Linked DNA regions of Homo sapiens: region 1 is linked to region 2. A link is a contact called in ENCODE Hi-C or POLR2A ChIA-PET data. All regions are on one chromosome and are shown on one strand. The core of a region is the stretch at or near the end of the contact, and the rest is flanking DNA. Distances in the headings are between cores, read along the strand shown. Region 1 overlaps PALM2AKAP2 (PALM2 and AKAP2 fusion). Region 2 overlaps PALM2AKAP2 (PALM2 and AKAP2 fusion).

Region 1 (2,700 bases), core at 38-2,537, 240 kb before region 2:
TGCTAAGTATGGGCTTGTCCTGGGGAGAAAGTATCTTTAACTGAAGCTAGAGAGTTGACAAGGAACATGTACAAAGATCCCTGGACAGTGTTGAGAGCTCAGATAAGGTTGGAGACCACAGATTTGTAGTGTCGTTCTCCTACACTCCAGGGCACCTTATGTAGGTGTTTGATCTTGGGAAATGAGACTGTGCTTAGCTCTCATTTGGGATTTTTGCCAGATACCTGGATGTAGCCAAAGGACGAGGAGGCAAGATTGTTGAGGATATAGGAAGACAGTGCAGTGATTGGAATGGATTGTTCACATGATCTTAGGCGAAAAGACATAAAAATGAAGACAGGAGGGCTATGATGGACTGGGATAAGATAGAGGAAGCTGGAGATTAGAAGATTTGAAAAGACCCAAGAGCAGAGGTGTGAGGACAAGCCAGTGAGAGACAGGGAAAGAGGCGAGGCTGTGGTTGGAGTCTGGGCCGCTGCACCTAAACAGTTCCACATTTAGTGATGAGGCCAGATTTCAGCCCTGAGTGCAGATCGTTGAGGAGAGTGAAGATCAAGGTCATCAGAGTTGAGGTTTTCAGGAAACTGTGGGAATAGGGTTGAATGAGTCATGAACACAAACACTGAAGTCACCCCGGATGATGGTGGGATTTCATATAGCTCCTGTGAGCCAAGGAATGAAGTCATCAGTGGATGTACGGAAGTGACCAGAAGATCAGCTGGGGACAGAGTTAAGGAGAGAGGGAACAAGGGAACAGATGAGACTTTTTCCATGAGGGCAGAGGAGTCATGGTCTGGAAATGACATGAAGGAGAAAGAAAAGTGCCAAACCCACTTCCTGATCCTAATGCCATCTGGCTTAAGAGCCCATATTCATTGAGTCTGAAATGCAACGGACAACTACCAGTTTGTCTGGAGGCGGTACAAATACTCTTCTAATATTTTTTTAAAAACTATAGGATGTAGTCTATTTTCAACTTTATTCAACCAGATTTATTTACCCCTACCGAGTTTTCTAAATCAGTGAATCAGTATTTTAAGGAATAAATCTTAGGCACATAAAATGATAGGAATAAAATATGTATTATAAAGCTTCTTTAATCAATACAAGCTATTCTTATAAGTCTATTGGTTAATGTCTAGATTGCCGTGCCCACTTAAAATGGGAAAACATTCCAGTTGGCACTTTGTGGATGTTGAGTTGCTACTTGGACACAGTTACTGGCCTTTTGGTCTGATCAGAGGCCAATTTTGAGCTAGGAGTTTCCCATGCATATGCATGATGTCCTACTATCTGTGATACATGCTGGGCATCTGAGCCTGCCTGGTATGCTAATGATCAGACCAGGGAAATGCACATCACTGTGAGTCACAAGGGTAGCACGTCTAATCTAAAAAATTCAAACCCCTATAATTAGAGTTCAGATGTCTTCATAGCTCTATTCCTCAGATTTTTTTGATCTGAAAAACAAAAGCAAACAACAAACAATTGTGTAAAAATAGACAGTCTAGGCTTGTGTAAATTTGCAGTGGAAATCTGCCTCTCTGATGAGCCATACAGTGTCTATGGGTTGAAAAACGAAATTCAGAAAGCAAATAGTTGGTCACCTTAGAGCCCAGAGGGATGCTCAGAATTCCCTAACCTCACAGCGGTGACTACTGAAAGTTTCATTCTGTTTTATGACTTGACTTGCAGCGAGGAAGGTAGCACAGCTGTAAACCAGCTGTATTTTATTTACGCTTGGAAACAGGGCCCCTTTGTTCCAAATGTTCCTGGCCCCCTCCCTCAATTTCATGGATTTAGGTTGTTAGTGGAAAAGTAGTTGTTGAAATATCAGTTCACTCTTGGAACCTGCCACTCACCAGGACTTCTGGCAACCAGTGAGCCTTTTTGTGATATGCAGCAAGGTAAAGAAGTCGTTAAGTGGATCTCCCACATGTTCCTCTGTGACTTCATTCATAGAAATGCGCTGATAACTGAGTTACATTAAGCGCAGTCTTCCCAGCTGTCTGAGGACATAAGGGATGTAGCGCCTCCTAGTGGAGGGAATTTCTTAGCATGTGTTCAACCCCGCACATATTTTTGGAATGAGGCAAGGTATTTAAAAATAGTGTACGCTAATGAATGTATTTATTATATCTGGGTAGCAGCGAAACAGAAAAGGTATAAATAAGCCTTTCGAAAAATGTACTTGCTACACAATCTCTTTTTTTTTGACAAGTCAGCCCTTGAATACAAATAATCTTTTAATGGTGAAAAAAATGACTGAATCATAGCATCTTATAAACATAGGAGCTATGGGTATCAATAACATGGAAACTGAAGCTGTGGTTATTTTTGAGTGGAAGAAGAGGGATTAAAATTGGCGTGGGGCACATGGAGAGGCTTCTGGAAGTGGCTAGCAATTTCTATTTATTTTTAACTGGGTGGTGATTACAAAGGTGTTTGCCTTATAAAAATTCATTTAGCTAAACATTGGTTTTATGATGCTTCTGTATCTGTATTGATAAGAAGGTAAAAAACATAAAAACTTTTCATTAAACATACTACCTGCTAAATTTGCTTTTTAAGGAAAAACCTCAAAAATGCTAAGCCATGTATACTTTTTATTTTTAGAGATGGAGTCTCACTGTGTTGCCCAGGCTGAACTCAAACTCCTGGGATTAAGGGTTTCTCTTGAGTAGTTGGGACTACGGGCGT
Region 2 (2,700 bases), core at 26-2,525:
CTTAATCTTTATAGTCACCAGCATTTTTCAAATGGAGATACTGAGACATTTGGAAGTCACATAACCATCCAGGGGTCCCACAGCTACATAATGTCAGGTCAGTTTTCCTACCCAGCTCCTTCTCTGTTTTTTTTTTTTTTGTTTTTTTGTTTTTTTTTTTGCAACAGAGACTCGCTCTGCCATGCTGGAGTGCAGTGGCGCCATCTCAGCTCACTGCAACCTCTGCCTCCCCGGTTCAAGCGATTTTCCTGCCTCAACTTCCTGAGTAGCTGTGTCTACAGGCGCGTGCCACCACGCCCGGCTAATTTCTTGTATTTTTAGTAGAGACGGGGTTTCACTGTGTTAGCCAGGGTGGTCTCCATCTCCTGACCTCATGATCCGCCTGCCTCGGCCTCCCAAAGTGCTGGGATTACAGGTGTGAGCCACCACGCCCAGCCCTCTCCTTTTCTTACTAAACCAGTGCTGTAGGGGCTTGCTACTCCAAGTGTGGTCTGGGGACCTGCAGCATTCCTGTCATCCAGGAGCGTGTTAAAACTAGAGTATCCTGAGCCCCATCCCAGACCTACTTAATCAGAATCTGCATTTTAGCAAAATCCCTAATGAGTCCTGAGCATGTTACTGTGTGAGGAAGCTCTGCTTAGAGGAGGAAAGTCTGACAATTACAACTATGCATCCTGGCCAAGACTCAGGACTTGAATCCATGGACTGGACCCGAAACATTGGTCTATCTCAGTGAGGGAGGAAGGGTGCTACTAGAATCTGATGGGTAGAGACCAGGGATGCAGCTAAACGCTCTATAACACACAGGACACCCCCTTCCACCAACAAAGAATTATCCTGCACAAAATATCAATGGTGCCAATGTTGAAAAACCCTGGTCTAATTGTCTAGATGTAGAATTCACATCCTGTAGATATGTTTCGTAGCCTCAGATGTATGCAAATCTCTAGGAAGTAGATCTTAAAGGAGTTGATACAAATTGCAGTGTGCTATGCAAATGGGAATATTTTTATTGGGACTTGAAAAGAGAAAAAGAGCTTAAACTGAAGCATGAAAGATTTCCATTAGAGTTTTGAGAGTGTCAGACTCTCAAACAATAATATCAGGGATGCAGTGGAAAAGTTTCTAAGCATGTACTGAGTACCCACCATTGAGGGTGCTACAAGGCAACATTCCCTCCCATTCCCAATCCTGCCTGGCAACAGTGCCTTCTGTTTCTTCATTTTATTCCTAAGACTTGCCCTGGCCTTTGTCCTACCTTTCCGTTCTCAAGCAGGATATGCTGGGTCAGTTGTGCCACCTGGAGGCTGGGGGAGGAACGCAAATAATGAATAATTGGTAAAGGGAACCAAAGCGCTGTTTCTACCATCTTTTCCTCCCTGCCTGCGTGGATCCACACCTCACTGTTTCTTACTCAACTCCTTCAATGCCACGACACTGTAGCCACTTCCACTGGTGGACACATATCCTCTCTCCCTCCTTCCTTCCCATTCTCTTTAGATCCTGGCCCAGAACATCTGAAAAGATCTGTCCTCCCTCCCCTGTCTCTCTCCCTTTTTTTCTTCTCTTTCTTCCTTTTCTGAGCTGAACAGCAACCTGTATCAATACTGGGAAGTAAAATGAGTATGCTTATTGTATACTGATGGAAAGTTTTTTGGTTTTTTTTTTTTTTTTTTTTGAGATGGAGTCTTACTCTGTTGCCCTGCTGGAGTGCAGTGGTGCAATCTCGGCTCACTGCAACCTCCGCCCCCTGGGTTCAAGCGATTCTGCTGCCTCAGCCTCCCTAGTAGCAGGGATTACAGGCATGTGCCACCACGCCCACGTAATTTTTGTATTTTGGGTAGAGACAGGGTTTCACCATGTTTGCCAGGCTGGTCTCAAACTCCTGACCTCAAGTGATCCGTCTGCCTCGGCCTCCCAAAGTGCTGGGATTACAGGTGTGAGCCACCGCGCCCAGCCGATGGAAAATGTTTTGAAGTGAAATTATATCCAATAAAGAGCTCCTGTCATTCATCCAGTTGTGAGAGTCCCTTTGAGAGTTGCCAGAAATGTCTGCTGTCTTGTTTTTACTCTTAAATTAACTTGCTCTTTCTCGAAGTACAGAATTCTAAAACAGAGTTGGTGTTTTTGTTGTTGTTCTATTATGTCCTCCTGCTTTCTTTAGTTGTTGGTACTAGAATAGTCATTTTCTACTACTTTTTCATGGACATTATCCTTGAAATAGGTTATTCTAGACAAGTTTTGGAACCCAAACTGGATTTAAGACCAAGGCATTCCAAGAAAAATAAAATCTTTTTGCAATTTCTATGCATCATCTTTTTATAACTTTCATTCTCCTTTGCAAAGGAAATGTGGGGCTGTGGATGTGAAAGGAGGTGGGGGCAGTGACCGGCCAGCTGCAGAACATTCAAGCCTGGCCTTTGGACTCAGAGACTAGGGCAGAAGAAGCCAGAGTGCTAGGCTTCTGGCCAGAGTGGAATGTGTCTTCCCAGGAGTGGGAAGCCTGTGTTTTTCCACCTTACCATCTGATCTGCTCCAGAGGGCTCTGCATTAGAAAAATAGGGAGCTATGGGGAATGACTAGGGGGTGGAGATCATGAGAGCAGTGTCTATGGAGGATTATCAGTTATGCTCAGAAAGGGAAGATTTGGCACCTGGTCATCGATTTTTAGTACAGTAATTGTCTTGAGAAAAGTATTTG

The links. A loop is a pair of places that touch in the nucleus more often than their neighbours do. ChIA-PET counts read pairs that join two places held with the same protein, here RNA polymerase II (POLR2A). Pooled maps may share reads with other maps.
Region 1: a map of MCF 10A shows a loop between it and region 2 (15-fold over the local background). The contact joins two enhancer-like sites. A Hi-C loop is called at or near these places in 5 of 168 maps with a recorded cell type or tissue (GM12878, HepG2, MCF 10A and 2 more), 9 of 37 single-sample maps with no recorded cell type and 13 of 50 pooled maps. POLR2A ChIA-PET finds 5 or more read pairs at or near these places in 3 of 52 experiments (BJ, HEK293 and HepG2).

What each region holds. Positions count from the first base shown.
Region 1 is chr9:109,816,029-109,818,728 of GRCh38, forward strand. All of the region lies in intron 1 of PALM2AKAP2 (PALM2 and AKAP2 fusion), which reads left to right. Among named protein-coding and RNA genes, the nearest start is that of PALM2AKAP2, 37 kb to the left of the region's middle. RefSeq lists an enhancer at 170-1,369. Within about 2 kb of position 1,288, at least 9 of the 41 ENCODE cell types and tissues checked have a DNase peak (open chromatin) inside an H3K27ac peak, as active enhancers do.
Region 2 is chr9:110,057,241-110,059,940 of GRCh38, forward strand. The region is part of intron 7 of PALM2AKAP2 (PALM2 and AKAP2 fusion); the gene reads left to right. Among named protein-coding and RNA genes, the nearest start is that of C9orf152, 150 kb to the right of the region's middle. Within about 2 kb of position 1,276, at least 6 of the 41 ENCODE cell types and tissues checked have a DNase peak (open chromatin) inside an H3K27ac peak, as active enhancers do.